Regions from separate parts of the Homo sapiens genome. Here region 2 is linked to region 1. Evidence: chromatin contacts called from ENCODE Hi-C or POLR2A ChIA-PET data. All regions are on one chromosome and are shown on one strand. The core of a region is the stretch at or near the end of the contact, and the rest is flanking DNA. Distances in the headings are between cores, read along the strand shown. Region 1 overlaps TTLL9 (tubulin tyrosine ligase like 9). Region 2 has its middle 17 kb from the start of HCK.

Evidence for each region. A loop is a pair of places that touch in the nucleus more often than their neighbours do. ChIA-PET counts read pairs that join two places held with the same protein, here RNA polymerase II (POLR2A). Pooled maps may share reads with other maps.
Region 2: a pooled map shows a loop between it and region 1 (2.2-fold over the local background). The contact joins two enhancer-like sites. A Hi-C loop is called at or near these places in 2 of 50 pooled maps. POLR2A ChIA-PET finds 5 or more read pairs at or near these places in 4 of 52 experiments (Panc1, RWPE1, T-cell and 1 more).

The regions. Positions count from the first base shown.
Region 1 is chr20:31,893,358-31,897,021 of GRCh38, reverse strand. All of the region lies in intron 3 of TTLL9 (tubulin tyrosine ligase like 9), which reads right to left. Among named protein-coding and RNA genes, the nearest start is that of TTLL9, 25 kb to the right of the region's middle. RefSeq lists an enhancer at 1,887-1,936. Within about 2 kb of position 1,746, at least 14 of the 41 ENCODE cell types and tissues checked have a DNase peak (open chromatin) inside an H3K27ac peak, as active enhancers do.
Region 2 is chr20:32,032,981-32,036,644 of GRCh38, reverse strand. No RefSeq gene overlaps it. Among named protein-coding and RNA genes, the nearest start is that of HCK, 17 kb to the left of the region's middle. RefSeq lists an enhancer at 1,313-1,492. Within about 2 kb of position 1,949, at least 5 of the 41 ENCODE cell types and tissues checked have a DNase peak (open chromatin) inside an H3K27ac peak, as active enhancers do.

The DNA.
Region 1 (3,664 bases), core at 497-2,996:
GATATCAAAACCAAAGACAGTACACAAGAAGTAAACCACAGACCAATATCCCTTATGAATGTAGATGGAAAAATCCTTAACAAAATGCAATCAAATAGAATTCAGCAATATATAAAAAGGACTATACACCATAACCAAGCGGAGTTTATTCCAGTAGGCAAGGCTGGTTCAATATTCAAAAATTAATCCATGAGCCAGGCATGGTGTCTCACGCCTGTAATCCTAACCCTTTGGGAGGCTGAGACAGGCAGATTACTTGAGGTCAGGAGTTCAAGACCAGCCTGGCCAACATTGTGAAATCCCATTTCTACTAAAAATACAAAAATTAGTCAGGCGTGGTGGTGGGCACCTGTAGTCCCAGCTACTCAGGAGGCTGAGGCAGGAGAATCGCTTGAATTGGGGAGGCAGAGGTTGCAGTGAGCCGAGATAGCACCACTGCACTCCAGTGTGGGCGACAGAGAGAGACTGTCTCAAAAAAAACCAAAACAACAACAAAAAAAACAATGTAATCAGTCATATTAACAGACTAAAATGGAGAAATCACATGATTATATCAATTGATGCAGAAAAGGCATTTGACAAAAATTAAACACTCATTCATTTAAAAACTCTGAGAGGAACTTCATCAACTTGATAAAAGCATCTTAAAAAAACTCGAGCTAACATTATAATTAGTGGTGTGTGAAAGTTGTCAGATTCAAAATGGAATCACTTGTGTCAAACCCTGGCAAAATAGGGCCAGGGGGCCGGGCTAGGTGGCTCACGCCTATAATCCCAGCTCTTCGGGAGGCTGAGGCGGGCAGATCATTTGAGGTCAGGAGCTGGAGACCAGCCTGACCAACATGGTGAAACCGCGTCTCTACTAAAAATACAAAAAAATCAGGCCGGGCGCAGTGGCTCATGCCTGTAATCATAGCACTCTGGGAGGCTGAGGCAGGCAGAACACCTGAGATCAGGAGTTCCAGACCAGCCTGGACAACATGGTGAAACCCCATCTCTACTAAAAATACAAACATTAGCCGGGCATGGTGGCTGGTGCCTGTAATCCCAGCTACTGGGGAGTCTGAGGCAGGAGAATCGCTTGAACCCGGGAGATGGAAGTTGCAGTGTGCCGAGACTGTGCCACTGCACTCCAGCCTGGGCAAGAGAGCGAGACCCTGTCTCAATAAATAAATAAATAAATAAATAAATAAATAAATAAATAAATACATGAATAACCTTACTGTTCCAGAAGGCAGAGGGACTGAAATGGGTTGGCATGGCTGCATTCCTTTTGGAGGCTCTATGGGAGAATTTGTTTCCTTGCCTTTCCCAGCTTCTAGCCGGGCATGGTGGCATGTGCCTGTAATCCCAGCTACCCGGGAGGCTGAGGCAGGAGAATCGTTGGAACCTGGGAAGCAGAGCCTGCAGTGAGCCGAGATCACACCACTGCTCTCCAGCCTGGGCTACAGAGTGAGACTCCATCTCAAAAAATAAAAAGTAAAAAAATAAAAATACAGAGCCAGGAAAGGTCATGAAGGGAGGAGTCTCATGCATGATTTGCCAGATAATAAGAACTTTCACAAGAACATTTTCCAAACCACAGCTTCCCACATGAGACAAGAGTACTGCTAACAGCACAAGGGCAGCTAGCAGCTAACACAGGAACACTAGCCTGACACGGTTTCTCAGGCCCAATCCAAAACTGCAAGGGCCTAACAAGAACTCCGAGACTCCAAGTCCTACCTAGCAACTACTGACACTCACCAATCTGCTACTGAACTCGCCAGCTCTCATAAAAAACACTGCTAGCGCCAATGAACTTTCTTTTGAAACAACTTACGTAAATCTCCTCTTTCCCCAAGAGAACCCTAAACTTTTCCTTTGTTCTCAGACATGCTGGGGGCTGCCCTAGTCTATGTGGACATCCTGGATTGCAGTTCTACTTCTTGTATATTATTCCCAAATAAAACCTTTTTACTTGGAGATTTGTCTCTATTTTTTTATGTTGATGGATGAAAAACTGGAGTTGGAGACCAGACTGGGCAACATAGTGAGACACTGTCTCTAAAAATAAAAATAAATTAAACAATAATCAGCACTGCAGCCCCACATAGCTCAAATACTAACAAGCTCAAGACGGCAGTGAAGGAGGTTGGATTGGAGTACACGCAATTTAATTAAAGCTGCAGCCCAACCCATGTTCAACTCAGCTTTAGGAGGAATCTGAATGATCAGCCCCTAAACCTGCTAGTCAGAGGAAGGAGCTCGCATACTCTATAAAGTGTGTGTACGTATGTGTGTGTGTGTGTGTGTGTGTGTATATACATGTATATATATATAAAGTGTGTGTATGTATGTGTATATATGTATATGTATATAAAGACTAAAAAATTATGATATACAATTGTTTTTCATACACAATATCCAGAGTGCAGTTCTAAAAATATAACACATGCAATAGCAAAGCAGGGAAATGTAATACATAATCAAGAGGAAAAAGAGCCAACTGAAATAAACCCATAAATGACCCAGTTATCAGAATCATTAGAGAAGAAATTTAAAAATTATTATAAATATGTTATAGGATTTATGGGAAAAGATGGATACAATGTGTGAATAGATGAGTTACTGCAGAAAAGAACCAAATGGCCAAGTGGCTCATACCTGTAATCCCAATACTTTGGGAGGCTGAGGTGGCAGGATCACCCAGGAGTTCAAGACCAGCCTGTGCAACACAGTGAGACCCCATTTCTACACAAAGTTTTAAAATTAGCCAGGCATGGTGGTACGTGCCTGTAGTCCCAGCTACCTGGGGAGCTGAGGTGGGAGGATCACTTGAGCCCAGGAGGTTAAAGCTGCAGTGAGCCATGATCGCACCACTGCACTCCAGCCTGTGTGACAGAGCAAGACCCTGTCTCAAAAAAAAAAAAAAAAAAAAAAAGAACCAAATGGAAATTCTAGAAGGGAAAACTATAATATCTGAAATTGAAAGTTCAATGGATGTGCTTAACAAGAGACTAGGCATTGAGAAGGAAAAACCGTACATTTGAAAACAGTCTAATTGAAATTGTTCAAATTGAATTAGAGAAAAAATTTATACATGAACAGAACCTCAGTGACTCGTGAGATAATATCAAGCAGTCTAACATACATATAACTGAAGTTCAAGAAAGAGATGGGGAAGAGATAGGACAGAAAATATTTTTTGAAGAAATGATGGCTAAAAAATTTTCCAAATTTGATTAAATTATCAACTCACAGATCCAAGATGCTCAATTAACCCCAAGCAAGACAGACACAACGTAAACTACACCCAGGTAAACCATAGTCAAATTGCTGAAAAACAGAACAGTCTTAAAAAAAAAAAAAAGCCTGAGGAAAAAAGACACATCGCATAGAGGGGTGAGGGTGGTGGAGAGTGGGAGTGGAAGACAAGAACAGCTGACTTTGGCTAGGCGCAGTGGCTTACGCCTGTAATCCCAGAACTTTGGGAGGCTGAGGCAAGCGGATCACCTGAGGCCAGGAGTTCAAGACCAGCCTAACCAACATGGAGAAATCTGGTCTCTACTAAAAATACAAAAATTAGCCAGGCGTAGTGGCGGGTACCTGTAATCCCAGCTATTCAGGAGGCTGAGGCAGAAGAATCCCTTGAACCTGGGAGGTGGAGGTTGCAGTGAGCCGA
Region 2 (3,664 bases), core at 700-3,199, 140 kb before region 1:
ATTTCTGGCCATTTAGACCTGATTGGGTCGTTACTGCATCTGGAAGCTCCTAGTAACATTTAATAGTAATATAAACTCCTAGAATGTAAACTCCAAGAGGCCAGGGTTTAAATGCTAAATAAATGGTTGTGGAATGAATGAATGAATGAACGAATGAATTTGGTCAAAGAATGTGAGGGGCTACTATTTCTGAGTGGGGGTGGGGGTAGGCAGAGTTCTCTTTCTCTTCTTTCCTCTTTGAACCTACTCTCTCCTCTTCCTTCCTCTTACCCCAGCTCAGTCAGGTCTTACCATCTCTCATGTGGTCCTGGTTCCAGCCTCCTCCCCACTTCCCTGCTTCCAGACGCTCCTCTGTTTTCCTATTGATCCTCCTCTCCAGCAGCTTGATTCGCTTCAAGAAAATGCAGGTCCCCTGGCTTGTTCCCAGGTGGGGCACCTTTGTTCACGCCTGTAATCTCAGCACTTTGGGAGGCTCAGGCGGGTGGATCCCTTGAGCTCAGGAGTTCAAGACCATCCTGGGCAACATAAAGAGAGCACGTCTCTACAAAAAAAATTTAGAAATAGCCAGGCCTGGTGGCGCACACCTGTAATTCTGCTACTTTGAAGGCTGAGAATGGCTTGAGCCCAGGAGCTGGAGGCTGCAGTGAGCTTTGATTGTTCCACTGCACTCCAGCTGGGTGACAGAGTGAGAACCCGCCTCAAACAACGATAACAAAAACAACAATAACAACAACAAACATTAGATAGCCTCCCATTGCCTATGCTTCCTAGCCTGCCCTTCAAGGGCTTCTAATCTATCCACTTCTCTGGTTTCCTCTCCTGCAACTCCTACCCACCCACCTCGTCCCCCACCTCACACACTCCGTGTTCCTCCAGCTATCACAATGGTCACTAATTGAGCACTTTCTACATATACTTTTACGTGAAATATCTTAAGACTCATGACAATCTATGGGATCTACGAGGGTGAGGCTATTATCAACCCCACTTTACAGATGAGGAAACCAAGACCCAGGGACATTTTAGGGGCTTTCCCAAGGTCACCGAACAAGCAGATGGCAGAGCTCGGATTAAAAACCCTCCGACCCTCTGGCCAGGGAGCCTAAGTGCTGCACGAGTGCTAACCGGTTGCCAGTCCTAGAGCACGCCATGCTCCTTCAAGCTCCCCTGCCTTTGCTTGTGCTGGGTCCCCATCTGGAGGGCTCTCTCTTCTATTGTTCACCCACCAAAAACCTTGTCCTTCAAGCTCTCGCTCATGGCTCACCTCCCCTGTGAAACCTTTTCCAGCTTCCCCAGAAAGAGCTGGTGTCTCACTCTTTGACTTTACAATTGAGAACTTTGTGCTATGATTATCTGGGAACTGTTTTCCCCATCAGTGTGCCCCTCAGTGGGCAGACTGTGCTGTATCTCCCTCTAGTGTCTTGTGCAATGCCTGGCACAGAGCAAGTGCCCTCTAAATGCTTGGCGGCTGAATGACAGTGGCCCCAGGACTCCTGCTCCTGAGCACATAGTTGGGAAGGACTGCTGGGAGCTGCCAGTGGAAGTGGGGAGTGGGTAGGAAGTTTCAGGGCCCCACCTTGGGAGAGGCGTCCATCTACGGCAGCTGGAGACAATTTTACCACTCACGTTTGGGCCAAGACCGTCCCCAGGGGATCCAGCTGGTGGGGAAGTTCCATACTTGCACTACCCCTAGAAGTCCTTGGGAACCAGCTATCCCACCCCTAGGGGGTTTTCCCCTCTTGTGATGTCAGGAACTGAACCAACAAGGGAAGCAATTCCTGGCAGGGTCTCTGGATGCTACAGGAGGAAGTGTGGCCAGAGTCTCCAGACTCAGTGCCTGGGTTGCCCCAGACAGTGCCCTTTGGACCCCAGGAACTAAGGGGTTACATGGCTTTGGTAAGAGGGTAGTTCCGGAGCGGGTGGGGACTTCCTTGGGGTGTGAGGGAAATTACCCCATCCCTGGAGCTGTGGGGTAAGAACTGTCTGTCCCAGTGCCTCTCAGCAGCCCTGTCACTGTGCTGTGGCTAGGATTTTCGGCAGTTTTTGAGCTTTTCTTGGAAAGCCCCAAGGCCTTTAAGAGAGACTCCTATATCTTTGGCCCCTGTCCCTACCCAACCAACTGTTCCCTCTCCGGCTGCCTTGCTCAGGAACTTACTAAGGCTCCCTGTAGCCTCAGGTCGGAATGCCTCAGGCTACGGCCACTACATCCCAAAGTCTCAGAGACAGGACAGTAGAGAGGCTAGGGACATGGGCTCTGGGTTAGCCAGACATGAGTCCAAAGCCCAGCTCACTGTGTGACCTTGGGGTATTCACTTCACCTCTTGAACTCCAGTTCCTTCATCCAGAAAATGAAAATAAATAAAATCGACAACCTCAAAATTAAGGAATTTGCTCAATAGAACAAGTTTGCCCAATGGAAGCCATCACAAATCAGTTGTTCTCAGAGCGGTCCCTGGACCATCAGCATCACCTGGGTACTTGTTAGAAATGCAAATTATTGGCCAGGCACGATGGCTCATGCCTGTAATCCCAGCACTTTGGATGGCCGAGGAGGGCAGATACCTGAGGTCAGGAGTTTGAGACCAGCCTGGCCAACATGGTGAAACCCAATCTCTACTAAAAATACAAAAATTAGACAGGCATGGTGGCGCATGCCTGTAATCCCAGCTACTCAGCAGGCTGAGGCACAGAGGTTGCAGTGAGCTGAGATTGCGTCACTGCACACCAGCCTGGGTGACAGAGCAAGACTCTGTCCCCCCAAAAAAGAAAAAGCAAATTTTCAGGCCCTTCCCCTTCTCTTATGGAGAATCTCTAGGAGTGGGGCTCAGACATCTGTGTTTTAGCAAGCCTTCCAGGACATTCTGATGCCTGCTGAAGTTTGAGTACTGTCACAGATAAACTTGACAGAAGGCAAATATATTAGGTGAATATACCTGGAACATCAACATCCAAAAGGGATTAATATCTAAAATTTATAAACTACTCTTGCAAATCAATGAGAAAAAGACAGGAAGCCCAGTAGGAAATGAACAAAAGATATGAACAAGGAAGTCACAGAAAGGAAAGCTCAAATGGCTGACTAGTATAGAAGGAAGTTATAAATTTCAGGATTAACAGAGAAATGCAAATTAAAACAACTTGCCACCTTACACCCACACTGAATGCAAAGTTACAAAATCAGATGATGAAAAATCTGATGAAGATGTCGGGAAACAGCATCCTTCACTCACCGTTGGTGAAAGCCATTCTGGAAGAAGTTAATGAAATTCAAAACCTGCCCTGTGATCTAGTAATTCCACTCTTGGATTTAGAGCCCAAAGAAATGCTCACATAGGCCCATAAGTTTCATGTACAAAAATGTTCATCAATCACAGTGTTGTTTGTGGTAAGAGGGAGTTGGAAGCAACCTGGGTGTTCATCTCTGGGGAGATGGATAAAGAAAACAGCGGATGCTCAACTCGAAATATTTTGCAGCAGTTGGATGCAACAGTGAGATTTTTCAACAGCACATATGTAGGTATTTAAAACATTATAGGGTGGCTGGGCTTGGTGGTTCATGCCTTTAATCCCAGCACTTTGGGAGGGCGAGGCAGGAGGATCACTTAAGCCCAGGAGTTCTTGCAGTGAGCTGTCACTGCACCATTGCAGTCCAGCCTGGGTGACA